Linked DNA regions of Homo sapiens: region 2 is linked to region 1. A link is an interaction called in ENCODE POLR2A ChIA-PET data of the cell type or tissue named here. Cell type or tissue: MCF 10A. All regions are shown on one strand. Links, peaks and the distances in the headings refer to the core of each region. The heading gives the core; the rest is flanking DNA.

What was found. Peaks named below come from ENCODE experiments on the same cell type or tissue, not always from the same donor. Only the 100,000 strongest peaks of a DNase experiment are listed, where the experiment ranks them.
Region 2: POLR2A ChIA-PET joins it to region 1 with 6 read pairs; 1 of 35 experiments calls an interaction of 5 or more read pairs at or near these places.

Annotation. Positions count from the first base shown.
Region 1 is chr21:34,861,877-34,867,256 of GRCh38, forward strand. The region is part of intron 5 of RUNX1 (RUNX family transcription factor 1); the gene reads right to left. The region is part of intron 1 of RUNX1-AS1 (RUNX1 antisense RNA 1); the gene reads left to right. Among named protein-coding and RNA genes, the nearest start is that of RUNX1-AS1, 28 kb to the left of the region's middle. RefSeq lists enhancers at 3,424-4,623, 3,894-4,063, 4,104-4,383, 5,364-5,380. In MCF 10A, for the core only: no CTCF peak of the experiment used is centred there; DNase peaks (open chromatin) are centred at 2,365, 3,815 and 4,155.
Region 2 is chr21:35,393,707-35,399,086 of GRCh38, forward strand. All of the region lies in intron 2 of LOC100506403 (a long non-coding RNA gene), which reads right to left. Among named protein-coding and RNA genes, the nearest start is that of MIR802, 320 kb to the right of the region's middle. In MCF 10A, for the core only: no CTCF peak of the experiment used is centred there; a DNase peak (open chromatin) is centred at 2,235.

The DNA of each region.
Region 1 (5,380 bases), core at 165-5,164:
TAGGGTGTCATACTGAATGCAGTTTGCGGCTGTGTAGACCTAGTCTCCCAGAAGGTGGGGACCCTTTTCTATATACCCATGTAGCCCTCACAGAAAGGTGGGAAAGGGTGCAAGTGGGAAGGGGCTTTAGGAGAGAGGGGGTATTTAAAATTAAAAAAAAAAAAGTCCCTTGAGGACACAACAATAGATAATGCCATTGTCCCAGTCCTGAGTAGGTCTAGGGGTGCATGTGGGTGTATGAGAGAGAGAGAGAGAGAGACTGAGGTGGTTCTTTCAGCAAGAGAGTTACAAGTTTGGGGATGCAATACAAACGATTTTACCTCTCCAGATCTCAGTTTCCTCATCAGCAAAATGAGGGGGGTTCATGGGATGCATGCAATGTCCCTTTCAACTCTCTGATTTCATCTTCCAAGAATGCAGCTGGCCTGAGATGCCCATAGCCATGTGCAGGCGGGCAGGTCCACGTGTGATTCTTCTGTTGCCTACAACTCTAGCACCTCAGTGACTTCATAAAAATACTGTATTTGTTTCCTGGGGCTGCTGTAATAAATTATCACAAACTGGGTGGCTTACAACAATAGAAATTAAGACTTTCACAATTCTGGAAGTCAGAAGTCCCAAATCAAGGTGGCAGCAGGGCCACACTCCCCCTGAGGGCTCTAGGGAGGATCCTTGCCTCTTTCTCGCTTCGGATGGTGGCCAGCATTTCTTGGCGTTTCCTGACTTGCAGCTGCAGCACTCTAGCCTCTGCCTCCATCTTCACATGACTGTCTTCCTACTGGGTGTCCCCTCCCTCTTCTTAGAAGGACATCAGTCATTGGACTTATGGCCCACCCAAGTCCAGTATGACTTTATCTCGATTACACCTGTAAAGACCTTAAGCCATATTTTAAGGTTCTAGGTGGACATACACTTTTTGGAGAACACTATTTAACTCAGTACAAATAGCAATGTAGTAAGAGCTCCCATCATGGCTCTACCAGTGACAACTGCTCTACAGGCACGCGTGTGTTTTACCCTCTGGAACAGTCTTGCTCCGATAGTGGCTCTCCTACCACCACGCTATCCACGACTACCCAAATGACAACAAAGAATGGTTGCATTCATAATACTGGCATTTTTAAGTCGTGTAGAACTTACAACTTTTTAAACACCTTCCCATATACTATTTCATTTGGTCCTCACACCAATCTCATGAAATAAACAAGATGGATTTTATTGTTCTTGATGAATAGGTAGCAAAGCTAAGGCCCAGAAAGGTTAAGTAATTTTCCCAAAGTCACACAGCTTTGATATACAGCAAAACTCATATCCCTGAGCTTTCTACTCACTGTTCTTCCGGTTATTATCCCTGAGGTCATAAATCTCCACCCGCAAACCCAATAGCACCAGTACAAGAAATCTGGACTGGAGATACTTTATCCACACCTACCACTGCCCCAAAAAGTAAAATCTGACTCTGTGATTCTAATGTACCAATGGTACTCAACCTGGGTTATAGCTCAAAAGCATTTTCTTACTGAGCTGCGTTTGGGCCTCTGGCAGTTGAGCACTCATGACACCCCATCTGGTAAACCACAGACTAACCTATATAATCAGGAGTAAAACTTAATCAAAGTGATAATTTGTGAAATGAATGGTCATTATCTGAATTCTCATTATTTCATGCCCATCTTTTTTTTTTTTTTTTTTTTTTGAGATGGAGTCTTGCACTGTCTCCTGGGCTGGAGTGCAATGGCGTGATCTCGGCTCACTGCAACCTCTGCCTCCCGGGTTCAAGCGATTCTCCTGCCTCAGCCTCCCGAGTAGCTGGGATTACATGTGCATACCACCACACCCAGCTAATTTTTTGTATTTTTAGTAGAGATGGGGTTTCACTATGTCAGCCATGCTGGTCTCGAACTCCTGACATTGTGATCCGCCCACCTTGGCCTCCCAATCATGCCCTTCATTTTAAGCACAGTCACAAGACATTTCCACCGAGCACACACTAGTAGGTGGGGCGTTTTGGCCAGTCATGTGGTTCTCCCTCACAAAGGGCTCTTGTTTACAGCTTTGGGTACAAGGACATTTGCTTATTATCTTACAGACACAGTGATGACTTCTTCACAGGTGTAGGTGACATTTTTCCACAGCACGAAAACTGCCTTACACGTCCTTTGTATTCTTCCAATGAGACCCAGCAGAGCCTTGATACTGGGCTGCAGTCAGCAACGGGCGCACCTGACAGGAGCCACATGCTCTGCCCTCCACGTGGCCCTGCCCTCTCTGTGGCCCCACCCCATGGCGGCTGGGACACAGCCCTTCTTGGCCAGCATCTGCAGAAGTAGGATCTGTGCCTCGGGGCACACGTGTTATGAGCCAAATTCCCTCATTGAAATGACCTATAGGCCTGGTATTTTAAGTACATGGGTGTGGAGCACAAAAGACTCTCAAGTGTTTCTCCCAGCGAGCTGCAGCCGGAATAGTGAGAAATCACAGGAGAGCAAGGGAGGGCAGGTTGGCTAAATAGCAACGGCCCCAAAATGGGCTTTTCAGGACCCAGTGCAGGGGTGGAAGGATGGGGCTGCTGCCGAGAGGGCCGGTGTTTCTGTTGGCAGCCTGGAGGATCCAAGGCTCCCTGAAGCACTCACTGGCCTTGGTCTGGTGAGGCCAGCAGAGGCTTTGGTCAGTGCACAGATGGCCCCAGCACTGATCCTGTGTGTGCTGCTGGAAGTCGGCAGCTCTTGGTTCCAGAGGGGGCCACCACGGGGTCACAGGGTGGCCTGCATGGAAGGAAGCCAAGGAAAGGGGTAAACAAGGGGTAAACACCAAGTCCTTCCTCCTGCTCACTGAACCCTGACCACCACAGCAGCATCAGTTCCAGCCAGGGCTTGGGTTCCAGGAGGACCATTAGAAGACCATTAGAAGCACCAAACGACACTCATACTGAATAAGAAGGTGAGAACAAAAAACAACAGGGCAGATGAGGTTTGTCTTGATGTAGGCTTGGAAGCAGTGAGAGAGAAGAATTCCATATAAAATCCCATGAAGGTGGAAACACAGTGGTGATTCATTCAGTGTGGACTCTCAAGGCAACCTACTTAGGTTCAAAACCTCGCTCTGCCACTTGCTAGCTGTGTGACCTCAGGCAAGTTACTTGACCTCTCTGGGGCCTCAGCTTTGTCATCTGTAAAAGGGGGTTAATAACAGTCATTCCATCTCGTAGCATTGTTCTGCAGGTTAAATGGAATGCTGAATATACAAGCAGAGCACAGGGAAAGGTCTCAGTAAATGTCAGTGGAATGATCATTAAAGACATGATAAAGGTGATTCCACAAAGACCAGAGCTGTGACAGATCCCGTAAGAAGGAGCTGGGGATGAAGTAGGCACTGACGTCTGACATGAGGAGGGGTTTTGTGCGTGTGTGTGTGTGTGTGTGTGTGTGTGTGTGTGTGTGTGTGTGTGTTCAGCAGGTGATGGGGCTGCTACCAGGCCTAAACGCAACTTGAACTTCAAGTTCAAGTTCACTCCTGCCCCGCCAGCTGGCGACCTTTGTAAGGCACAACTGTGAGTGGCTGATATGCTATGTAAACAAGCCAGGCCAGTGCTCCTCACTGCAACATGTGTTGTCTCCCTCGACGCCAGTGTGTCCATCCAAATGCCAGGGCAAAATACTAACTGCTTTATTTAGTTGGGAAGAAGGTCAAGGGGTGAGTCTTCCTGGACACTCGCTGCCATGACACACTCCCCAGGGCCAGTCAGCGGGGAGGCCCCAGGTCTAGGCTTGATTAGTCTTGACGTTGGCGGCCCTGGGGCTGGTGAACTCTGACAGCCAATTGTGGTCAAATAAAGCCACGGCTGGAACCTGCAGTTCCGCATGGCCCAGCGCACTCTCCACTTCCTCACCACATCTGGGAAGTGGCTAAACCTCAGGATTGCTTCAAATGTGCACACTGCTCCCCAAAGAGCTGAGGGTGGCAAGGAGATTACAAAGCAAAAAGACATGCAGCTCGGGGTCATTTCTTGCCTAGGTGTGAAGAACATATTTAAAAGTGCATCCAGGCCACATCAGAGCAGAATCCTCCTATAACACCCCGTGTCTGACGGGCGAGCCCCGACTCCTGTTGTGACTCGGCCTCCTCAGGTCTAGTTTGCAGGTATCCCCGGTCTACCTGAGTTGGCTCTGCAGCAGACTCTGTTCCTGTCACTCTCCTTAGTGTAGGTCTGTAAGCATGAGTCATCTTCTTCTTTTGGGGACAGTTTCAGGGGATGTGAAACTTGCCCTTTGTCACGCAAAGGAAGGCTGCAGACACAAAGGAGCCGTCTGCCCTGGGGGCTCAGAGTCCTTAGGAAACACAATCGCAACATTTTTCACTCTTGTGTTTGTCTGCAGGAAAGCCAGTTGTGCCCAGAGTCTTGAAACGCCCAAAGAGTGAGAAAGGAAAAATAAAAGAAAAACATCGCAGCTTTTAAAAACCAAGAGAGTCAGTGAAGGCTCAGGTTCTGCTCTTTGCAAATTCAGGAAATCCCACAAGATCCTGAAAGGTTGCAGGGAGATTTCTCCTTTTACAATAGATGGCTTTGGGTCTAATTTTAATTGCGGATAACTAAGTATAAAAATTAACGTACCCTCGGATTCCAGGAGTAGTCTGCATTTGGAGTATTTTTTATGAAGTATTTTTAATTTTGATTTCTCACTTTTCCACTGGAACAACCTAACAGCCAAAATTCATGCTTATGCTCCTCTTCCATTTCCTTACCCAAACATTTGCCACTATTTTTGACAGTGGAGTTGTATAATTAATTTATTTGGGGATTTCTGGACGGGATACAAATCCTTCAACTTGCACATAATTTCCTGATTCTCCATGCTGAATTGAATTAAGATGTCGGCGTACTGTATATACTTGTGTGCAAAGTGCCTGTATTTGCAGATTGCTTGATCCAATCGCACTCACATCACACATGCAAAATGCAGACTTGAGGCCTAAGCTACTGGCACCAGGACTACCCTCAAAAGTCAGACTGAAAATCAGGTCCTTAGAATATAGAACTCAGTTTTCCATGGAAATGGCATTTGTTTGGAATTATGGATTGTTTGAAAAATAGCTGTTTTACTTGGAGAAAACCGAAGACATGCAAAGCATTTTCTCTGGAGATGTTCTATGAAAATGAGTTGTTTGAGGACAGGGACAGAATTTTATTCATCTTTGTATCTTCTATTCTGAGGCAATAAAGAAAAGTTTGATAAATGAGGCCAGGCATGGTGGCACATGCCTGTAATCCCAGCACTTTGGGAGGCCAAGACGGGAGGATCACTAGAGCTCAGGAGTTCAAGACCAGTCTGGGCAGCTTGGTGAAACCCCATTGCTACCAAAAATATAAAAAATAAAATAA
Region 2 (5,380 bases), core at 98-5,097, 530 kb after region 1:
TTTGATCACTGGTGTATCCTCAGTGAGAAATGACTGCTACGGTTTCAATGTCCCCTCCAAAACTCCTGTTGAAACTTAATTCCCAATGTGGTAGTATTGAGAAATGGGGCCTTTAAGAGGTGATTGGGTCATGAAGGCTCTGCACTCATGAGTGGATTAATCCACCCATGGATTAATGGATTGATGGGTTAATGGATTAATAGCTTATTGTGGGAGTCTGACTGGAGGCCTTCTAAGAAGAGGAAGAGGGACCAAAGCAAGTAGGTGAGCACCCTCAGCTCCCTGGCCACATGAGGCTCTGTGCCACATCAGGACTCTACATAGAGTCCCCACCAGCAAGAAGGCCCTCACCAGATGTGGCCCCTTGACCTTGGACTTCTCAACCTCTATAACTGCAAAAAATAAATTCCTTTTCTTTATAAACTGTTTCAGGTATTCTGTTATAAGCAACAGAAAATGGACTAAGACAATGAAAAAGAGGATCTCTTAAACATACATCTGCAACTGGAAGAAGTCCCAGCCCCCTGGCACCCAGCCTAGGACTTGGCATTTGATAAATGCTCAGTGACTGTTGAGTGAACACATGATTGCCCATCGCTCCACACAGATTTAGTCTTCACTGAGAATTCCATATGTACAGACATGGATTAAATAATTGAGAAAGTGAAAGGACTTAATCAAGTTCATGTTAATTAAAGGTGAGAACTTACATTCTCTGTCTTGGTAACCAACCTGCACAGTCTTAAAAAGCAGAACACTAGAAACACCTTGGTAGAAATTAAGCACAGAAAGAACTATTAAAGAGCATTTGCGCTGAGGGATCTTGGCCCTAGTAGAATGTGGGGCCAGAATTCTAAGATGGTCCCCAAGATACCCTCTCTTGGTGTATGTAAGCCCTATAAAATCCCTTCCTCCAAGTATCAGCAGAACCTTCGAATACGATAAGGTATCAGTCCTGGAATTATATTACATTATATGCAAATGGCAGATTATTTGGGATGAGGCTAATTCATCAAACGAGGTCTTTAAGAGTGTTTACTCCACCTGGTTGCAGAGGAGAAAGTCAGAGACATGTGCTCTTGTTGGCCTGAAAGAAGCAACTATCATGTGGTGAACCACCTACAGGGGCCACACAGCAAGGAACGGCAGGCAGCCTCTAGAAGCCAAGAGCCTTCCTGGACCAACATCTAGCAAGAAAATAAGGACCTCTGCCATACAACCACAGAGAAATGAATCCCACTAACAGTGAACTTGGAAAAGCATCCTAAGCCTCAGATGAGAACCACAGCACCTTTAGATGGGAACAGTATGGTAGTCCGTTCAACATCTTAATTGTGGTCTGTGAAACCACCAGCAGACAGCCCTGCCATAGCCAGCCTAGACTTCATACCTACAGGAACTGTGAGACCATTGATATGGGTTGTTTGCAGTCACTAAGTTTGTGGTAATTTGGTATGAAGCAATAGAAAACCAATACGCATAGTGAGCTAGCTGAGTTCACTTCTCAGTGGTTAAAAAGATGAACAAATAAAGGTTACCAAGGGCTGTCGGGGGTAAAAGGAGCTTTTGTTTAATGTGTACAGAGTTTCTGCTGGCAGCAATGAAAAAGTTTTGGGTATAGATAGTGGTGATGGGTACACAGCACTGTCAATATACTTTAATGCCACTGGGTTGTAAACTTACCAATAGTTAAAATGATAAATATTATTTTATATATACATATATATATGTATATATATATATATATATATGTATATATATATATATTTTTTTTTTTTTTTTTTGAGAAGGTGTCTTGGTCTGTCACCCGGGCTGGAGTGCAGTGACGCGATCTTGGCTCACTGCAAGCTCCGCCTCCCGGGTTCACGCCATTCTCCTGCCTCAGCCTCCTGAGTAGCTGGGACTACAGGCGCCTGTATGCTATATATATATATTATCACATTTTTAAAGAGAGAAAGATGAATAAATAAAAAGAATATTGGATCACTCTACTTCTTTGATTACGGCCAATGATATTCTTCTCAGGCCCCTAATCTCAGTCCTATTCAAAATTAATTCTAATTGACTCAAAATATCCTTCAACTTAAAAATAAATTTTATTTTTTTAATATTTTAAAAATATTTTAAAAATAAGTTCTCTATCAAATGTTGAGTCTTGCTGACTCATGCAGTAGAGGGATTAGAGAAACCAGTACAAATCAGGAAGAGTGAAAAATAGCTTGAATCCTATGAATCATCTTGAGCTTTGACAGACAGGAAAGGAAAAGACAGAGTTATATGCCCTGGCAATGTGAGAATGGGTTGGGTCGGAAGAGTAGCACCCATAAGGCAAGATGGAAAACCTTCTGGCATTTTACTTAAGCCCCATGGCTGCTCAGGGCTGACCTAAGCAGGACAAAGAGACCACCAAGGCAGGTGAAGGGCAGGACCCAGACAGGAGGTAGAGAACACCAGCTAAACTGTGGGAGAGGATTGGGGAGAGCCCAGCAATGACCAGGAAGCTTTTTGTCTGGGGCCATGAACCTGGGACCCTACCCAGCAGTGACAGCCCAGATGACCTGTCAGGGAGGAAAGTCCTGGGAATGGTGACAACAGATGCCATGGAGGGCTGGGATGCTCAGGACTGAGATATAAGGATTGTCTCAATGGCACCTTTCTAGAAGGGGAGGATTTTTAAGAGTTTGACTTCAGAATTTGGTTCCCTAGTCATGGATTGTTGGGCATGGTGAAACATGACCATCTCAGCACAGGCCTATAGTCTGATGAAAATAAGAACTGAGCTCTCCTGGAAGGTAGACTTCTTGGCTGTGGATTGTGGTCTGGTCAATGCATCCTCAACAACTCCAGATGGAGCTTCTTGTTTGGTTTCCTAATCTCCCATCCGCACAATACCCAAACCCATAAATAACCCTCTGCCCCTCAAACCATTCTGCCTTTTGTTTTCTTCTCACATCTTGTACATCACCCTGCTTCTATGGAGGATCCTGCAATTTATTAATAATAATAAAAACAGTGGCAACAATACAAAACCAATATTGCTTATGGGCCATCCACAGTGCACTGAAGCCATGCTAAGCACTCAAGAGACCTTGTCTCCTTCAGTTCTCACAGTAGCTTTAGGAGATGGTGGAGGAAAGAGCTCAGCTCAGAGAGGGTAATAACCTGTCCAGTGTCACACAGCCAGTGAGTGGGTTATGAGTTTTAACTTAGGCTCATCTGACTCCAAGACCTGCACTTTCAATTTAGGACGACTCAACTCTCCATTCATTATGATCCTATGAGAAGGAACTTCATAAGAGGTGGGCCATGGTTTCTTTTTTTTGAGACAGAGTCTCGCTCCGTCGCCCAGGCTGGAGTGCAGTGGCGCAATCTCGGCTCACTGCAAGCTCCGCCTCCCGGGTTCACGCCATTCTCCTGCCCCAGCCTCTCGAGTAGCTGGGACTACAGGCGCCTGCCACCACGCCCGACTAATTTTTTGTATTTTTAGTAGAGACGGGATTTCACCGTGTTAGCCAGGATGGTCTCGATCTCCTGACCTCATGATCTGCCCGCCTCGGCCTCCCAAAGTGCTGGGGTAACAGGCGTGAGTCACGGCGCCCGGCCGGCAATGGTTTCTTTATGTGGCCTTTCTTGCCAATAGTCTGGAAGCGGCACTCTATGTCAGAGGTAGAAAGGAAGCAGGCATCTGTCCATCAAAAGGAGAAACTGGGGGCAGACACTTGATGACCTACAGGAATTTAAGGAAAAGCATAACACTCATGCGTATATTCTAATCAAGCAAAAGATGAAAGGCCTTATGGCAAAAAGGATAGAAAATTTCAAAATAATAGAAAATTTGGTTGGTGTGAGGTCTTGTTTAGTGAGCGTCATTTATAACGTTCATTAAACATTAGGAAACAAAACCAACACACTACACAGTCGTCCACAGAAAACAGTCTGGGCAGAACACGGCATTGCTTCTCAAAACATTTGAGAGTATGCATTTTCGCCAGGTGCTCCCTTAACATTTTAAATCTCACTGCGGTATCTCTTACTTAAAAAATAAAATAAAATAACGAAAGCTGTCTCTCACTTACACAACAGTCCAAATATTCTGAGTACTCACAGTACCAAAATATATATATATAATATATAAACACATTTGTAACCCTAGTTCTGCAAAGGTCCTTTATCTCTCGGATATTTTGCAATGGTTTCCATAACCTGGGATACTGCTTGTAAAATTCATCTCGACAAGCTAACAGATTTTCCCGAAGGCTGGCCAAGAATAATTTTAAAGAAATAAAGTGGCTTAACCCAGTTTTCTTGTGTATTCAGGAAAAGACAGGATATACATTTATATCCTTAAGAAGCAAGTAATCCAACTTTCTTTCCAACATGAGCTTAAACATGTTTGGAAGAAGAAAAATAACTAACTTATTAAGTATGCCATTTTATTTTGCTTTGATTGTTCCAGAATTAGTTAAAGATAGGGAAGATAGCCCCCAAAATGTAAATTATCAAATAATCATAAAAGTAAAAATATTGTGCTAATTATTTCAAAAATGACAAATCAAACTGGGAATTGACATATTAAGAACGACATTTTCTATGTCTGGAATTTTTGGAGAAAAAGTTACTATAGATTAGATAATGTTTGAATAACTAAAGCCTGATTCTTAGCAGAAAAATCTCTTTTGCTTTGAAGTATTTTAACTTAAATGTTTCTAAAATCTGCCTTACAAAAAGTATGTCCTATATATCAATTATTGTTCTGAGGTCCAATGAACAAACAAACCCAAGAATGCTGGAGTTTTCACTTAGGTTGGGCCCACCTCCAAGTCTCAAGTCTCAGCTCCTCTGAGGTGGAGACTGCCAGGCATTTGATGGCTGGCTAGAGAGGAAGAAGGAATAGGGCAGAATGAACACTTTCACTTTGGTCTTTAACAGAGGTTTATCTCCATTCATAGAAAAATGCTGCCTGTGACAAGCAGTCCCAAGAAAATTCCATCAAAAAGTGGAATTACACTTTTTGTGTAAAGTGGATGGCACACAGTCATGGTAGAATAAACTTCATAGCTGTGTGGAAAGGTGCTGTAGACAGAGGGGAATCCAATCAATTAACTTTCTGTGGAATGGAACCACTTTCTACAGGGATCAGGAGTAGAAAACAGGGAGGGAGAATGAAAGCCCAAGAAGAAAGGCTGTTTCCCTGTAGCCAAAGGTGGGAAAGAAACCAGATTGTCCCCTACAACATTAGGCAGTGACTCAGTGCAAATCCTCTGAAGGCTTGAATTCATTTTGACTATTATGTGGATACTCAAATGGCTAAAATGAAAACGTCTCCGTCCTTAGCAATATTTTCAATTCAAGATCTGATTAAAAAGCAATGATACAGTCA